Linked DNA regions of Homo sapiens: region 2 is linked to region 1. A link is an interaction called in ENCODE POLR2A ChIA-PET data of the cell type or tissue named here. Cell type or tissue: PC-3. All regions are shown on one strand. Each heading gives the region's core, and the rest is flanking DNA. Links, peaks and the distances in the headings are about the cores only.

Region 1 (2,925 bases), core at 240-2,739:
GAAATTAATAGTACCTTTCCCACCTGTCTCACAGGGTCATAAGAGGATCAGGGAGAAATTGCAGGAGATAACTTTCTGATAGACATTGTTTACATAGACAATAAAGATCATCATTCCCTTTTATCAGCACCCAACTCAGATGCCATCTCTTCCATGAAGGCTTCTTTAATTTCTGTAGCTTAAAGTATTCTCTCTGCCTCTGAAATTCTATGGCACTTATTTATGCCTCTCTCTTGACACTTGCATAGCTCTATCTTGTTGTATCATTATTTGTACCACGTGTTAGGCTACCTCAGGAAAGAATTCATAAAATTCCATTATAGAACCTTGCTCAAGAAAACTCTTGCATTACTTAAAAATAAATTATAATAATTCTACATTTTTCTCATCAGAGCAGTTTATGGCAATGGGACTGCCAGGTGCTTCATAATTATTTGCTTTTAATCTTTTCATTTATGTTTATTTATAATTTTAGTTTTAATATGTTGCTTTTAGGTCTATCAAAGCATAATTTACATACAGTAAAATTCACTATTTTTAGTGTAAATTTCTATAGGTTTTGACAAATATATATACTTGTATCACCATCATCAAAATCAGCCTCCAAAATTCCCTCATGCTCCTTTCTGTCAACTCGTTTCCCCAACCCTACAATCCTAACCCCTGGCAACCACTGATTTATTTCCTGTCCCTATAGTTTTGCCTTTTCTAGGACAGCGTATGCATTTAATCAGACAGTGAGCAGCCTGTTGAGTCCAGCTTCTTTTGCTTAGCAGAATGCATCTGTGATACATTCATGTTGTGCATATATCAATTCTTGCCTTTTTACCACTGAGTAGTAGTCCGTTTTGTAAGTGTACCACAATCGGTTTATCTATTGTTTCCAATTTTTAGTCAGAATAAATAAAGCCACTATAAATATTTGCATAGAGGCTTTTATTTTTTGACAGAGTTTCACTCGTGTCGCCCAGGCTGGAGTGCAATGGTGCGATCTCGGCTCACTGCAACCTCTGCCTCCCGGGTTCAAGCAATTCTCCGCCTCAGCCTCCCCAGTAGCTAGGATTACAGGCACCCGCCACTACCCCAGGCTAATTTTTGTATTTTTGGTAGAGATGGGGTTCCACCATTTTGGTCAGGCTGGTCTCAAACTTCTTACCTCAGGTGATCCACCTGCGTCGGCCTCCCAGGTGCTGAGATTACAGATGTGAGTCACCACACCCAGCCCTAAATGTTTGCATAGAGGCTTTTATGTGAACATGTTTTCATTTCTCTCAGGTAATACCTGTCAATGCAATTGCTGAGTCATATGGTAAATATGGTATGTTTAATTTTATAAGAAACTGCAGAATTGTTTTTTTTTTAAAGCCGTTCTGATAGGTATAGAGTGGTGTCTAATTGTGGTTTTAATTTACATTTTCCTAATGACGAATGAATTTGAGCACACTTTCATGTGCTTATTTGCTATTATATTTCTTTTTTTGGTAAAGCGTCTGTACAAATCTTTTGCTCATTTTAAATTGAGATTTTTCTTATTGATGAGTTTTGAGTTTTTTATATATTCTGAATACAACTACTTTATCAGATACATGTTTTGCAAACATTCCAGCTAGTCCGTGGCTTGTATTTTCATACATTTTTAATTTTGATGGTCAAATTGATCAAATCTTTCTTTTATGATACCTGATCTTTTATGGATTATACTTTTAGTGTTTAAAATATTTTGCTTAACCGAATGCCACAAAGATTTTCTTCTGATTTTTTTTCTGGAAATTTTATGGCTGTAGGTTTTATATTTAGATCAATAATCCATTTTGAATTAATTTCTGTATATGGTATGTGGTATGGGTCAAGGTTCACTTTTTTTGCATATGGATGTCCAGTTGTTCCAGCGGAATTTGTTAAAAAGACTATCCTTTCTCCATCAAGTTGTTTTTGTACCTCTGTTGGAAATAATTGGCCATATATGTCAATCTATCTCTGGACTCTATTCCGTTGATATATATGTCTATCTTCTTGCCATACTATTCTATCTTGATGACTGTAGCTTTGTGGTAAGTCTTGAAATCAGGTAATGTAAGTCCTCCAGTTTTGTTCTTCTTTCAAAATGGCTTTGTCTATTCTATTTTCTTTGCCTTTCCATAGAAATTTTAAAAATCAGCTTGTTGGCCACGCGCGGTGGCTCACACCTGTAATCCCAGCACTTTGGGAGGCCAAGGTGGGTGGATCACCAGAGGTGATCCAGAGGTCAGGAGTTTGAGACCTGCCTGGCCAACATGGTGAAACTCTGTCTCTACTAAAAATACAAAAATTAGCCGGGCGTGGTGACAGACACCTGTAATTCTGCTACTTGGGAGCCTGAGGCAGGAGAATCGCTTGAACCTGGGAGGCAGAGGTTGCAGTGAGCTGAGATCGCACCACTGCACTCCAGCCTGGGCAACAAGAGCAAAACTCTGTCTTAAAAAAGTAAAAATAAAATAAAATAAATCAGCTTGTTGATTTCTCAAAAAAAGTTCTCCTGGGATTTTGACTGGCATTGCTTTGAATTTATAGATCAGTTTAGAGAGAAGTGACATCTTAACAATATTGATTCTTCCAATCCCTAGGCATGGTATATTTCCCTATTTATTTAGATCTTTGGTTTCTTTCTTTAATGTTTTTAGATCTTGCCCATATTGTCTTATATTTATAGGTAAGGATGTAATAGGCTGTAGGGTGCTGTTGTTGAGTAAATAGTTGAATTCATGAATAGATAAAAGTGTCAACCTACTTGTGAGTACTTGTCTTGATTCCATAATTAAATACAAGATGCTAGAATAGGGTTGGAAAATTTATCAAATCTCTTGGTTATGAAGAGGCCAGCAATGAGACTAAGAGGTCTGAGCCTCCAAGAGACAGGAAATCTGGGCTTCATTCTGACACCCTCCC
Region 2 (2,925 bases), core at 298-2,797, 140 kb after region 1:
CAGGTCAGTGCTGCAGTGAGCTATGATCATGCCACTGCACTCTAGCATGGATGACAAGGCAAGACTCTGTCTCAAAAAAAAGAAAAACAACCTAAATGTTCATCAGCTGATGAATGAATAAACAAAATGTGGTGTATCTGTACAGTGGAATATTATTCAGCCATAAAAAGGAATGAAGTATTGATGCATAGATGAACACTGAAAACATTATAGTAAGTGAAAGAAGCCAGTCACAAAAGGTCAAATGCTGTATACTTCCGTTTATATGAACTCTCCAGAATAGGCAAATCCATACGGAGAGAAAGTAGATTCCTGGTTTCCTGGGGCTGGGGCTGGGATTGAGGAAAGTTAGAAGAAATAGGGAGAGACTGCTGACGGGTTCAGGGTTCTTTTTAGGAGTGATACAAATCTTGTAAAATATTCTGATGGTTGCACTACTCTGAATATACTAAAAAACTTTAAATGACCAATATAGTGAAACCCCGTCTCTACTAAAAATACAAAAAGTAGCCGGGTGTGGTGGAATGCACCTTTATTCCCAGCTACTCAGGAGGCTGAGGCAGGAGAATTGCTTGAACCCAGGAGGTGGAGGTTGCAGTGAGCCAAGATCGTGCCATTGCACTCCAGCCTGGGTGACAGAGCGAGACTCCCTCGTCTCCAAAAAAAAAAAAAAAAAAAAAAAAAAAAAAACCTTTAAATGGGAGGATCGTATGGTATGTGAAATATATCTCAATAAAACATTTTTTTTTTTTGAGAAGGAGTTTCGCTCTTGTCGCCCAGGCTGGAGTGCAATGGCACGATCTTGGCTCACTGCAACCTCCACTTCCCGGGTTCAAGCGATTCTTCCACCTCATCCTCCCAAGTAGCTGGGATTATAGGCACCGCCATCATGCCCGGCTAATTTTTGTATTTTTTCTAGAGGTGGGGTTTCACCATGTTGGCCAGGCAGGTCTTGAACTCCTGACCTCAGGTGATCCTCCCGCCTTGGTCTCCCAAAGTGCTGGGATTACAGGCGTGAGCCACAGCACCCGGCCGCATTTTTTTAATTTAATGTGAGCTACTACCCCCTGTTCCTGAGTATTGGGGGCTGCCTATAATCACAATCTATTACAATCTGCTGGAATCTTTGGTGGGCAGGACCCAGCTCTGTGTTTCACCAGAGCACACTGAATGAAGTTTGAGAAGCACTGTAACACAATGTCTCAGAAGACTCAGGGATTCAAAGCTTTAGGGCCCCAGACTCTCTGAAACTAGAAAAAAGGAGGGTTTGTAACAAACTTTGAAAGAACTGCGGCCTCTGGGGGAAGGGGATCCCCTTCCTGAAGTTCTGTATTAATAGCTTCTTTCCCCTAGTCTGGACTTCTTAGTGTCAGAAAAATCTGACATCAGAAAGGGGAAGAAGCTGTGGGGGAAGGGAAAAGAAGACTTCTCCCCTCCTTCCCTATACTGTTTACAGCCACTGCAGTGGGGAGCTCTTGAGGAAATGAGCTGTTTGTTTGCATTTGTGTCTACAATAGAAGCATTTGTCAATCTCTTGTGGTTTTTCAAGAACCTGGGAGCCCCATGTGAACGATTTCTGGAGATTGCTTATGTTCACCTTCGTTATCAGTAGATAAACTGGCAGTAGTCAGCATTTACAACACCTGAGACTAGGGAGTTGGCACGCAGACGCCTGCCTTTGATGATCTGGGGGTTAATTTTTACACAGGCGTGCTGTTTCTTCGCTGGCTTCGGGATGCTGGGCTGCTTTTCTATTTGCATCTCCACCTATAGGGAGATGAGGTATAAACATGGAACCATCATCTGTTTAATGCTAAAGCAAAAGATTTCCTGGGGTATGTGTAGACACTATTGGCTGAAATGGTGTTTTGATTGGTCTGTGGACTTCATAGATCAATGTTAATATCCCCAGAAGACTTTCCACCCCTACCTGAGATTTTCAGACCTGGATGTTCTGAAGAATCATGTGGAAAATGTCTGACTTGGGACCGATGTGGACCCAGGAATCTGTATTCATAATGGGCAGGTGATTCAGATGCAAAAGAGATAAATCCACAGTCCATACTTTGACAAACACTGGTGTGTATTCTGCGTGTCTATTCCCTTCTTGGTGCGTTCTCTTCCCCCACCGCCACCCGCAGATACAGAGGACTCAAAACCCTGCAATCCCTCCCAGTGCTCCAACTATAAAAGGGCATTGCTTTTAAGACCTCATGATGTTGAAATAAATCAAGCTATTATATTTAATCAGATGGAAGAGTTCCATCTTGATTCATGTGAAATGCTTCATCTTCAACACCTTGGTGACAAGCAGGGCAGGGCACATCTACCAAGTACTACACTTTAAGCCTCAGAAAACAAACTGAGAGCTTAATTAGCAGGTAATTGCCCAGTTACTTGCAGATGGAGGCACTTCTTCCTGACTGTAATTTTGGTTGTTGATGTTTTCCTCTTAGCCTTCTCTAGTTTGTTCAAAGAGGACAGGACAGCTGTGACCCCCAGATCTGCACAACCTTCTTTTGGTTTCTGTGCCAGGCCATACGGGAAACATGGGTTGGTTATAACCCGATTAGGGCAACTGGGACCTATTCCATCAGGTTTCCTAAGTCACCAGCAACTCCTCCTGGAAAAATGAGGAATTGGTCCAAGGGAGGATAAAGTAACTTTGTGCTTTCACTCGAACAGTGACTGAGCTCAAAGACCCCACATGGCCCCATCCTACTCTTGGCCTCCAGGCACTCCCATCAAAACCTCAATTGCCTTCATGAGTGGTACTTTGTGGAGGTCATCCTGGTTCACTATCTTTTCCACCTTCCTGCAACAAAGCTGCCATCTTCTCAGTCTTACAGGATTTCCAGGATCTCTTCTAATCCTGCGAGTCTTGGATTCTACCAGCTTAAGAAACCTCAAACTGGATCTTTCTGC

Evidence for each region. ChIA-PET counts read pairs that join two places held together with the same protein. Peaks named below come from ENCODE experiments on the same cell type or tissue, not always from the same donor. Only the 100,000 strongest peaks of a DNase experiment are listed, where the experiment ranks them.
Region 2: POLR2A ChIA-PET joins it to region 1 with 5 read pairs; 1 of 35 experiments calls an interaction of 5 or more read pairs at or near these places.

The regions. Positions count from the first base shown.
Region 1 is chr14:64,837,151-64,840,075 of GRCh38, reverse strand. The region is part of intron 1 of SPTB (spectrin beta, erythrocytic); the gene reads left to right. Among named protein-coding and RNA genes, the nearest start is that of SPTB, 41 kb to the left of the region's middle. In PC-3, for the core only: no CTCF peak of the experiment used is centred there; a DNase peak (open chromatin) is centred at 1,225; H3K27ac peaks cover 882 bases.
Region 2 is chr14:64,697,722-64,700,646 of GRCh38, reverse strand. No RefSeq gene overlaps it. Among named protein-coding and RNA genes, the nearest start is that of PLEKHG3, 5.2 kb to the left of the region's middle. In PC-3, for the core only: no CTCF peak of the experiment used is centred there; a DNase peak (open chromatin) is centred at 1,486.